Linked DNA regions of Homo sapiens: regions 2 and 3 are each linked to region 1. Evidence: chromatin contacts called from ENCODE Hi-C or POLR2A ChIA-PET data. All regions are on one chromosome and are shown on one strand. The core of a region is the stretch at or near the end of the contact, and the rest is flanking DNA. Distances in the headings are between cores, read along the strand shown. Region 1 overlaps LPP (LIM domain containing preferred translocation partner in lipoma). Region 2 overlaps LPP (LIM domain containing preferred translocation partner in lipoma). Region 3 overlaps LPP (LIM domain containing preferred translocation partner in lipoma).

Region 1 (3,827 bases), core at 668-3,167:
TTTTCATCCCTGAAGTGTCAGTTCGGGTAGAGAGTGAAATGAAACATGCAGGCTGTCTTTTCAAGGCCTGCAAAATAAGCTTAAGCTTTCCACATGACCAGTTTTCCTAGATACTCAAGAATCCACGCTGAGAACCTAGTAGTGCATTGCCCAATCCTAGAAAGCAAAAACCCCACCTTTCCAATTGATAATATACCTCATGGACTGTTGTTTCCACTAAGTGTCAAAAAGAAAGCATCTCACCTCCATTATGGGATCCTTGAGGATAAGACTTGGTCTCACTCATGGAACAACAATATGATTCCATAAAGAAATGGTGCTAATCTCTTGGAAAGATTTGTAGCTGGCCAGGACCACCACCCGGCAATCTGTGCCTCCATTGCAATCATTTGTCTTTGGGAGGTTTCAGAGTGGACAGCATCCATAGGCATAGCCTGAAGGGAAAAAGGTGAGGAGAGAGGAAGCTATCCAGATGGAGAATGAGAAAGGAAGATTTACAGCATTGAGGGTGTAGACAAGAAAGAGATAAGCTTGGGTGACTAAAAAGCAATGGCAATAAAAAGAAAATGAATCCAGAAGCAGTCAGGATGGAAGAGAACCAATATTCATGGAATGCCTACTTTGTGTAGGCATGAACTATGCTCACTGCAGGAGTTTCCTCATACTGCCAGGCTCAAAAGTACATGGAGGATCAAGCAATCCAGGGTGACTGCAGCTTGTGTTGACTTAGTAAACATTCAAATTCAACATTTTCTAGTTAAAAGGCCCTGAGAGTACACATAGCGTAACCCTAACGTTTCATACACAGATAAACTGAGACTCAGACTCAGAAAAATTCAAGCCCAAAATGGAATGAGAAATACAACCCAGGTTTGCCAGTGTTCCTTTTGATACAGATATGAAAAACAAGGAAGGTATTGCTGAGAGGCTCTGAAAGAATTCACTGTTACGTGAAATCTCCCATGATATGGCAGACCAGATTTGTAGATTATCCTCTACCTCATCTAGCATGTTCCATCTGCTGGTTGCTACCAGAGGGGAGGAAATTGGTAGCATTATTTTAAATGAAGTAGATGTCTTTCCAGGAAGATATAAAAGGGTACCTTGCCTTAGATGAAGAAGATGATTCAGATGAATAAGAATGAAAAATGAAGACACAGGTGATTCACCAGAATAAGAGAAGCTGGGGGGAAGGTAAGTTGGAGGAAGTGGTAGATGACAAGGTAAACGGAAACTAGACTGACTAGAATGATGCTGTTGATGAAGAAGCTGAGACTCCCTCGGCTGGGCATGGTGGCTCACACCTGTAATCTCAGCACTTTGTGAGATCGAGGCGGGCAGATCACAAGGTTGGAAGTTTGAGACCAGCCTGGCCAACGTGGTGAAACCCCATCTCTACTAAAAATACAAAAAAATTAGCTGGGCATGGTGGGACACACCTGTAATCCCAGCTACTCAGGAGGCTGAGGCAGTGGAATTGCTTGAGCCTGGGAGGCGGAGGTTGCAGTCAGCCGAAATCATACCACTGCACTCCAGCCTGGGCAATAGAGCGAGACTCCCTCTCAAAAAAAAAAAAAAAAAAAGAAAAGAAAAGAAAAGAAACTGAGACTCCCTCTCATAAGAGTGATTCACAAGGCAGAGGCTCTGCCCCAAACAAAGCATGAGAATGAAAATGTCTTACAGACGTGAATCAACAATCACTTCTGCAGATGGGCAGTCACGCAGTTGGAACAAAGCCGAAGGCAGAAAGTTCTGCGCCAAAAAATTCATTGCCTCTTACCTCTCCATATTCAGGCTATAATAAAAATTGGTCTACATTATATCAATGTGTTAGGGAGTCTCCACCAAATCAGCCATGTCAGAATTTCACTGTTATTCTGTTCCCGATGATGCTCTGGCAACCCTCCAGGCCTCTCTGCCTACACAGTCTATCTCCCGCTAGACCCAGCGCTCCTCCATGAGGAAAGGCTGTCCTGGTTACATACCCTCCACTCCAGTTAAAAGACTCTATGTCTAAAATCACCCACTCTATGTGCACAACTTTCAGACAAAGTAGAATTCTGACCCTGTATCATAGTTACTAGGGTGAATGTCTGAGTACCCCTTCTGGGCTGTGGGAGGTTCGTGGCCAGGGTCCACGGCCCACAGCAGCTTTCCCCAAAGCATATTACATCACTGAACCCAGGAAATGCTCTGGTACAAAGGGTAGTAGTGGGGTGCAGGGGTTCTATGATCAAATAACTTTGGGAAACAAACCTTCCGGGAGGTCAGAATGCGCATTCGTTTATTAAAGTCTCAAAATCCCATGGTAAAGATACACAATACTGAAATTTCCTTAATTTTGTTTAACTTGGACTTTTCCAAACTTACTTGGCTACAGGACCCTTTTCTTAATAAAACAGCCTTAACACTTTGGGAAATACTGTCTTACAGAATCACAGCATTCTAAAGGACCTTCATGTTCCTACAGCTGAACTTTGCAGCTTTCACACTGGTCTGTGTCCTCTTTAAGAGCAGGGGCCTTGTCTGAATCAAGGTGTATCCAAACACTCAGCTAAGTGCCTTACACACTGCAAGCCAATAATACGTGTTACACGGATAAACTAAACCCAATCCTCTCATTTCTAGGATGAGAAAATAAAACCAAATATGTCAGAATGACCTCTTTTATAGCTTCCTTAGGGTTTAAAAGAAGCCTCTCACAGAGAATGTGCTCAATACCTTTTGAAAAACGAAATGTTAATAGAATAGGATTGAAGAAAAAAGAAAAGATTGAAAAAGTTTCTCAGTTATACTACGAGCCCAAAGTTTCTATAACATGATGGACTGCTGCCTCTTCTCCTCTTTCACCCAAGTGAAGTCTTAAGTAGAAGAAAATAAAAATGATGAATCAAAAAAGGAAAACTGTAGGAAAACCAAAGGCCCCTTGGGATGGGAGGTGGGGGAGGTGGTGTTTGCAAACTGATGGGGATAAACAAGACTTGTCTGTATCTAATTTAGACTTAATAAGATAGTTTGCTGAATGTTAATTAAATACTCAGTGGTTGTTACCAACTGTGGTGATTAACTTAATTTTGAATTAAATAAGCAATAAATGCTTAACTGAAGTTCTATTAAATTTTACCCAGCAAGTGAGAAATATGAGGCTCTTAATTGACTTTAAACAAGATAGTTATGGCAAGTTAGTTGAATTTTTATTACCTGAAGATAACTGCCTTATTAAATCTAAATTGTCTATTTTATTTGATAGGGAAATATGTCATCAGTTCTTCTCATTTACCAAAAACATGTCAAAAGAGGTTCACAACTGGTCTGAAATGCTTGGCTTGGGATTTACTTCCTGATCTTATTTTAATATTAAGTTTATTCATTTAAGAATGAATTTAGACTTAAGCATTAGAGAGGTCTAGGAAGGAATTATATTTACAACTGAAGAACCAGGTGACCATGTTTTCTAAACCAAAAATCAGGACTCTGATTTTTCAACGTAGACACAGTTTAGAGATGTTCTTTAACATCACAATACTGAAATTTCCAGGATGTCGCCATGGTTTAAAAGGCTATGGACACAAAACATTTAAAATCATTACTGTTCAAATAAATGGTTGGCTCTGCTACTGAACAAGCTGTACGGCCCTGGGTAATTAACCTCACTTTTCTAGACTTCAACTATCACACATGTTAAATGAAGAGGTTGGAAGTCACTGTTTTCATTCATTTATTTTTTTCTTCATAGTATGTGCAGCACGTGCCTGGCACGGAGTAGGTAGCTCAATAAAGACTGAGAGAATGAATGAATGCACAAATAAATAAATTTAAGCAGCTCA
Region 2 (3,827 bases), core at 609-3,108, 220 kb before region 1:
ATTAATTCCACGTGCAGTTGCCTTGTGTCTGGGTGGGTTTTGTTACTGCAGTGGCCTCCCATCTATTCCAGGACCACCTCCTTTTTCAATCAAGGTTGCCTTATAAATGCACCTCAGTATCTGGCCAGGATGGTCCCAGTTGCTCATTCTGCTTGTTTTGGAAATTTCTTTTACCTATTTTGCCTGTTTATTGTCAAGACAATTTAGAAATTTTTGGTTAAAATTCAAGAATAACTGACCTGTGAGTTGTACTGTGATTGCATGAAATGTAGGGAAAACAACGGTTTAACAACCTCTATGTTTCCTTTTAAGAATAAGCCTATTTAGTTTGTTATAAAGAAACCATTTTACATTAATTCTCATTGCAAAACTTGTATTTGGCTGGTGAGGAGGAAAGTGGGGTCAAAACAGTGCAGCGAGGGAGCAACAGCATAGAAGGTAGGCAAGCTTTTTTAAGACAGAACTCCCCCCAGACATGGTAAGCACTGATATGTTATAATATCGCATGTCTCCATGTAGTACTTTCCAAGATGTTTGAAACCAAAACAGTTTAGAATACTCTCCCACCTCAGGGTCTTCCCTCCTTACAGCATTTTTCTGATAAATAGGAATTCCCCCTTAGGGATTCCCTAAAGTAAAACTGTTGCAGTCCATTCTGTTATATAATTAACTACACTGACAAGTAGAGATGTAATAGAACGTAATTGTTACTCTGGTTCCAACTTAATATCTACTACACACAAAGCCTTATGGAAGACATGCCCGAAATATGAAAACCATCACCCTTAATGTGGTGGATATGGTAGATCGACACTCAAACTTCCCATATTGCACAGGCTGTCTTGCAGGTAAGGTTTGATTGCAAAAGAAATTCTGCCAAAATATATGTAATTGGCTTGATATTTGAAAGGCAAAAGTAAGATGGAAGACATGTTTCTGCTGTTTGCCCTGTTTTCTGTTAGAAGAATGGTGACACAGACATGGGGTTTTTCAGCATCTGTGTTCTCATATTGAGTCTTCAGCTTGGTGGCTGTCAAAAAGCAGCCGTGACAAAAAGAGTAAGTAGCTGGACTCATGTCTCAGTGTCCAGCTACCATCATTCTGACTATGGCTTTTGATCTCTGTTTCACAAGTTTTGTGATGTATCACTGAACTCAGTAATTCCCATGGTGGCTTCACCATTTTTGTCTTGCTTGATTGTAGAAAATGGAATAATTTTGTGCAGTTTTGTGATTCATTTCTGGAGACAGCCTCGATTCTGCTCCATGCAGTCCATCTAATTACTTCTGTGAAACACCCTGTATTAAGTACCTTCCACTTAAAATATCTAAAGTGGTTTGTTTCCTATAGTGAATCCTGACTGAAACTCCCTCAAGATCCTTACAAACTCCCTCAAGATCCTTATGGGCAATAATGATATTTTATCAACAACAGACAGGTTCAAATTCATCAAGCAAATAAATCCTGAGTGCCTATGCAAAGCACTTGGATCACCTCTAGAAGAGCCGTGCACAGAGCACACCCAGTGCCGTCCCTCTCAAAGCTCCCAGTCCAGGGGGAAGAGGCATGCTACAACTCCAGAAGTACTGAGTGATATGGAGGAAGCCAGCAGAAAGCCGAATCTAGTCTGATCTCCGCACGCTAGCCTCAGCTCTATCACTCACCAGCCCTGTTTTCTAACCCAGGGGGCTAGATGAATGAAAGTCCCTTTCTCTCCAACATTCCACACCTCCACAGATGAGTCTTTGTACTCATGAGGGAATTTACTTGGATTTAAGTCCTAACAAGACTTCCTAAATCTTCAGTTCCCTAAATCTGAAGGTCAGAACACAAAGGTCACATAACACACATGCCCGATACAGTTTAAAAGGGAATAGGAATCTGTGACCCCGAAGTATTCTGTGGCAGCCTACAACTAGAAAGCCTCGAGGAGAAAAATCCAAAATTGTGGTTGCAGTACTTGTTAAGAACAGCAGAGAACAAACAGTGTCTTCAGGGTCTCTCTCTTCTTGGAAAATTTCTGCCTCCATGTCTGACAAGAAGGAAGATTATTTACAGACACTGGTTTCTCTTAAAGTACTCAGACCAATAGGTATAGTAAAAGAAATATTAGGCAAATGCAGTAATGCTTAGATCTCTCAAGAAAAGCCACTAATTTCCTTATGTGTCAGACAAGAAAATCTTTGAAACTCATAAATGAGAAGGAGTTTTTGTAGACGGAAAGAAAAACAGCAAGAGAGATCTAGTAAGACGTCTAAACCCAGTTCTGGCACCCGGTCCAGCAGTGGCTGCAGGCCAGGGCCTTCCAGGCCTCACTGAGCCTTAATTTCCTCACCTGTAAAATGGAGACAACAATCCTGCCTAGCTTATCCCATGGGTGTTTATGCTGATCAAGTGAAATACTAAACGTAAGAGCATTTTGTAAATAGCAGAGTGATATACATGTGAAGGAAGACTATTAATAAAGGAATTTCAAAGGAAAGCTATAAATAGTACTTTTTAAAGCCCAGGCAGCAAAAGAAAATGTAAATATAGCAGTGATTTTACAATTTTGTGATCTAGAGGAAGAAATGGTGATCAGAATTGTGACAAACAATGATGTCCAAAAGAGAAGAGAAACCAGCTCGGCTCTGTCATAATTGTCTCAGTTCCTGTACCACACACAACAATGGAAAGATTGCAGGGAGGGGCAGGAGCAGGCCTGTGACTGTGGCACACCAAAGACACGGAGACACAGCTCCAAGAAAATGACGCTTCTACCTCTGTAATAATAACAGTCAGAATCTCATGCTGTGGGTCCTCTATGGATCTGAAAGTGGCTTATGCAAGTGACTTTACCACTTTCTCAGTTTTATCTCTTGGAAGGAACACAATTGGACAGAGTGAGGCCAAACTCCAGGTTTGCTCACCTGGATGAACAGAAATGCAAAGGCAGATCTCACCCACAGTTAGATTTCAGGACCCAGAGGGGATAGGCAGGTTCAGACAAGATTCAGGCAACAACTCACCCAGATTTCTTTCTTTTTTTCTTTTCTTTTTTTTTTTGAGACGGAGTCCCATTTTTTTTTTTTTTTTTTTGAGACGGAGTCCCACTCTGTTGCCCAGACTAGAGTACAGTGGCACAATCTTGGCTCACTGCAACCTCTGCCTCCCGGGTTCAAGTGATTCTCCTGCCTCAGCCTCCTGAGTAGCCAGGATTATAGGCTCCTGCCACCACACCTGGCTAACTTTAGTATTTTTAGTACAGATGGCGTTTCGCCACATTGGCCAGGCTGGTCTCGAACTCCTGACCTCAGGTGATCCACCCACCTTGGCCTCCCAAAGTGCTGGGATTACAGACGTGAGCCACCACGCCCAGTCTCAGATTTCTAAGAGACCATGGAGGGAAACTAAGCAGGAGGTCAAGCACAGCCAAAACTGCTCAGTGCCCTCCATCCTCAATCCACTGTCAAGCGGTCAGGTTAGCAGACAAGTAGAACTGAGCCAAAAGTCAAGTCCCAGGCCCTTGGGCACAAAGGCACAGGAGAAGTTCTAGTTCTGAAGCAAACCAGTGACCTATTAGTCTGTACTGGGGTGTAGATATCACAAAGCTCTCCAGGGTATTGGGACATCAGGTGACAGAGAGGTGAAATAAGTGAGATAAATTAACTCTACCTATAATTCACATAAAAAGAGACATCAGTGGCACACAAATATACCAAACACACACACACACATACGCACACACATACATACACACACACAACTTAAATAATAATCAGGGAAATATAAATTAAAATAGCCATGAAATGCTTTTTCAAACAGTTTGCCAAAAAAATGAAAGATTC
Region 3 (3,827 bases), core at 915-3,414, 150 kb before region 1:
GCACAGAATCAGAGAAAGATCAAGTGGGAAAAAGCTTGGCTTATACAGAGGGCTAAAGGAAGGTCAGTGTGTCTACAGATTACTGTGTAAAGTGATGAGTGGTATGAAAAAAGCAGAGAGGCCAGGCGCAGTGGCTCACACCTGTAATTCCAGCACTTTGGGAGGCCGAGGCGGGTGGATCACCTGAGGTCAGGAGTTCGAGACCAGCCTGGCCAACATGGTGAAAACCCATCTCTACTAAAAATACAAAAATTAGCCGAGCGTGATGGCTGGTGCCTGTAATCCCAGCTACTCGGGAGGCTGAGGCAGGAGAATTGCTTGAACCCAGAAGGTGGAGGCTGCAGTGAGCCGAGATCGCACCATCGCACTCCAGCCTGGGAGACAAGAGCGAGACTCCATCTCAAAAAAAATAAAGAAAGAAAAAAAAAGGAGAGAACATAGAGTCATCTCACAGGGCTTTGCAGGCCATGAAAGGGCCTTTCAAACATTTCTACAGATGCTCCTTGATTTCTATGGGGTTGGTTACACCCAGATAAACTCAGTGTGAAGTGGACAAATTGTAAGTCAAACCATCATAAGTCAGGGACCTTCTGCAGATACTACAGCAGCCACCGTATGGCTTAAGGGGAGGGGTGTGATATGATCTGACCAACAATTTTAGATCTCTCCAGATGGTGTGGAAAAAGGCCACAAGGGGAAACCATAAAAGTAGAAGACAATTTCAGAGACTATTGCCATAGTCATGGCAATGGATGGTAACTTGAATTTAGGTAGATTCAAAAGAAGTAATGATAGCAATCAGAGTCAGAAAACATTCTGGAGGCAGAACAAACACGCACTGGCCAAGCATGTACTCTGAGCAGGAGAAGTAGTTAAATGAGTTATATGGAGGTCCTACAACACGGGGGTGAACATGCCTCATGCTTCAGGAGGTCTTGGTAGATCTTGAGATGACGCATTTCGGGTGATGCTGCTGCTCTGTGAATGACACTTTGAGAACCAAGGCTCTAGGAGAGCCAGGAGACAGGAACAACAGTGGAGCAGGAGGTGATGAACGTTGGACTTATGGTAATAATAGATGGAATATAGTAAAGAAGAAACATTCAAGAGATGTGGCAAAAAGAAATTACCAAAGACTTGAGGGCAAATAATCTAGGAATGGAAATAAAAAAGAAGATGGTGCTGGTGGAATTGCCTCTAAGCTTTCTTAAATGACATTGTTCATTATATAGATAGAAAAACATGGTTTCTATCTATCTAGTGCAAATCAGTTTTCCAAGTCACATTTCATGTTGCCACAACCTATCCCTATAAAATAAGGCTAGGGAAATTATTGTAGTTATAGATAATAACGACAACAACAACAATACCAATCATTTATTGAAAGCTTATTCTGTGTCAACCACATTGCAACATGTACTATCTCCAAATCTGGCAATAACTCTATTCCTATGTAAGAAAATGACAAACTAATGCTCAGAGACGTTATATAGCTCACCCAGAATCATTCCTGCTTCAGCTGGATTCAATCCCAGGAGAAAACCCTAAAATCTATGACCTCCACTTCCATTCTGCCTAACAAGCTGAATCCATAGGAGAATAAGATGCCCACTTGGGGCATTCACCCTCAAAGTCAGAGTTCCCTTTTAATCTGACTAAATTTCAAGATCACAACTGGCAAATCTTGATTCATAGACTCTAGCAGCATAGCAATAAGGACCCAAGGTCAGGTGCCACGTGCATAGAACAACCATGACTTATTTTATTTCCACATAAGGAGAATGCAACTTGAGTGTTTCATGAGCTATTCACTGCTCATGCTCAGACTCATGTCTCTGCACTCAAACTCTAGTGCTTTTCCATGGCCTCTGTTTACCCTCGACTTTATTCTGCTACTGCTTTGCAAAGTTTTCTTCCCAGAAAATAAGTGGCTGTCTACACAGTAATGTGTTTGGAGTGAAGATGTGAGAAAGAGGCCCTCATCTGTGAAGATGCATGGTGAACGGTAGTAGATATTGACAAGTAAGAAAGGTTAGTTTAGATATTTCCCCAGCCCAGGAAGTGGGTACAAAATGAGCCACAAGACCTTCCTTCTAGTTACCCACACTGTGCTTTCCCAAGGTGATTCACAGGTACAGCTCCACTGATCTGACAAAGGGGACTGTCTTCAGAAAGATGAAAGGATGTTTTTATGTCTGCTCTCTCTCTTTTCTTTATTTGTTCCTTCTCTAGTAACAACAATTAATTGTGCTGTGCGGGCAGTACAGAGATGAGTCTACCGGGAAGCCAGCACAAATCCATCAAGCGCTTTTAGTCCAAGCTTTTTAGAAGCAATTGCTTACCACATTTTCACCGCTCTTTTTCTCACAGCTAGAATTAGAGTGGATTTTACCACACAATCACTCTAATGCCCTTTTCCCCCACCTCTAAAGTGAAGATGGAAGATGACTATTGGTCCATCACCAGCAAAACCATAAGACATACATGAGAAAACCAATTCATTTAGTGTTTTATAAAGACTAAGTATTGGGTCCTGAGATAGGTATCCCACATACATTAACATATCACAACTTTGTGAGGCAGACATTGTCTATGTCAAACAGGTGAAGAAATTAATGCTCAGAGATGAGAAGTTACTTGCATAGAGTCATACAACTAGAAAATAGCAGAGCCAGGAAGTAAACACAGGTCTGACTCCAAGGCCAATACTTTTCCCATCACTACAGCTGTCCGGCACTCTTCCAAGAGCACTCACAACTTTTCATTCTCTTCTACCAGAGAATCAACATTGCAAATATTACTTAAAACTCAGGCCGTATATAACCAAAAGGCCTTTTTAAAGAGGTCTTTTCTAGGAAGAGTGAACGACTAAGCCATCATAGATTCTATAAGAGTTACCTCTGACCAACCAAACATGTTCCTGAGGGACCAGTTAGGGTCTCTTCCATGCCTAACTAGGAATCATGGAGACTCTTGAATTTCCCAGCTCAGGGCTCTGAGAAAATGACATCACATAAAGCCTGCTCCCTCACCCAACACCAGGGCATGCAGTGAAGAAGGACGAATCAGGGAAAGGGACACAGTGGAAGCCTGAGGGCCTATAAGTCATATGTTCACAGAGGCTCTGGTTCACAATGAAGCATAATAAAATAAAACCACCCAGTGAAAAGTATCTACAGTCCAAGCTTAAACTTGCCTTTTCATTGTTATCCTCACAACCTCCATAGATTAAATGTTGGAAAGGATCAAGCCACAGAAAAAATAAGATTATCCAGTCCTTAGGCCCTTAGACATAATATCTGAGCAAAGATGGGGATTCGTATATGTAAGCAGCATCCTTTTCTGTCCCCCTTTACCTAGAGAGTGATGAGGTGAAGCATCTTGAAAAGATTCCTTATCATAAGCTGAGATGACAGGGACACCTGATGAGAATGGTAATTAAATCAATAAGTAAATAAACACTTGGATCAATGTTCTTCATTTTTGCTGGCTATCTTAAGAAAATGGGATGCCTTATAAAGGTATTTCACTCTTCCAACCATAAATACAAGGTAGCTTCACAAAGTTTTCTCTATTTAAAGTTATTTTGGTTTTCAACAAATGCCAGTTAACCATCTTCTACGTGTTAGTGTGTGGTTTTGGGGGAAAAAGGATGGTAGAAAGAGAAAAAGACCCAATCCCTATTTTCAAAGAGCTCAAAGGCTGGTACCTAAGGCCAAGCACAAAATGTTGTGATTTTTTTTTTAAGTCAGCAAGTTATGTTCTCAATTATGAAAATACCAAATGTCAGATTTTTCTCCAGTCCAAGCAATAATATAAAATGAGCC

Evidence for each region. A loop is a pair of places that touch in the nucleus more often than their neighbours do. ChIA-PET counts read pairs that join two places held with the same protein, here RNA polymerase II (POLR2A). Pooled maps may share reads with other maps.
Region 2: a pooled map shows a loop between it and region 1 (7-fold over the local background). The contact joins two enhancer-like sites. A Hi-C loop is called at or near these places in 5 of 50 pooled maps. POLR2A ChIA-PET finds 5 or more read pairs at or near these places in 3 of 52 experiments (H1, PC-9 and activated T-cell).
Region 3: a loop to region 1 is called in a pooled map, with 6 times the contacts of the local background. The contact joins two enhancer-like sites. A Hi-C loop is called at or near these places in 7 of 50 pooled maps.

Annotation. Positions count from the first base shown.
Region 1 is chr3:188,168,086-188,171,912 of GRCh38, reverse strand. The region is part of intron 1 of LPP (LIM domain containing preferred translocation partner in lipoma); the gene reads right to left. Among named protein-coding and RNA genes, the nearest start is that of FLJ42393, 8.5 kb to the left of the region's middle. Within about 2 kb of position 1,917, at least 8 of the 41 ENCODE cell types and tissues checked have a DNase peak (open chromatin) inside an H3K27ac peak, as active enhancers do.
Region 2 is chr3:188,389,027-188,392,853 of GRCh38, reverse strand. The region is part of intron 3 of LPP (LIM domain containing preferred translocation partner in lipoma); the gene reads right to left. Among named protein-coding and RNA genes, the nearest start is that of LPP-AS1, 180 kb to the left of the region's middle. Within about 2 kb of position 1,858, at least 18 of the 41 ENCODE cell types and tissues checked have a DNase peak (open chromatin) inside an H3K27ac peak, as active enhancers do.
Region 3 is chr3:188,321,573-188,325,399 of GRCh38, reverse strand. The region is part of intron 2 of LPP (LIM domain containing preferred translocation partner in lipoma); the gene reads right to left. Among named protein-coding and RNA genes, the nearest start is that of FLJ42393, 140 kb to the right of the region's middle. Within about 2 kb of position 2,164, at least 4 of the 41 ENCODE cell types and tissues checked have a DNase peak (open chromatin) inside an H3K27ac peak, as active enhancers do.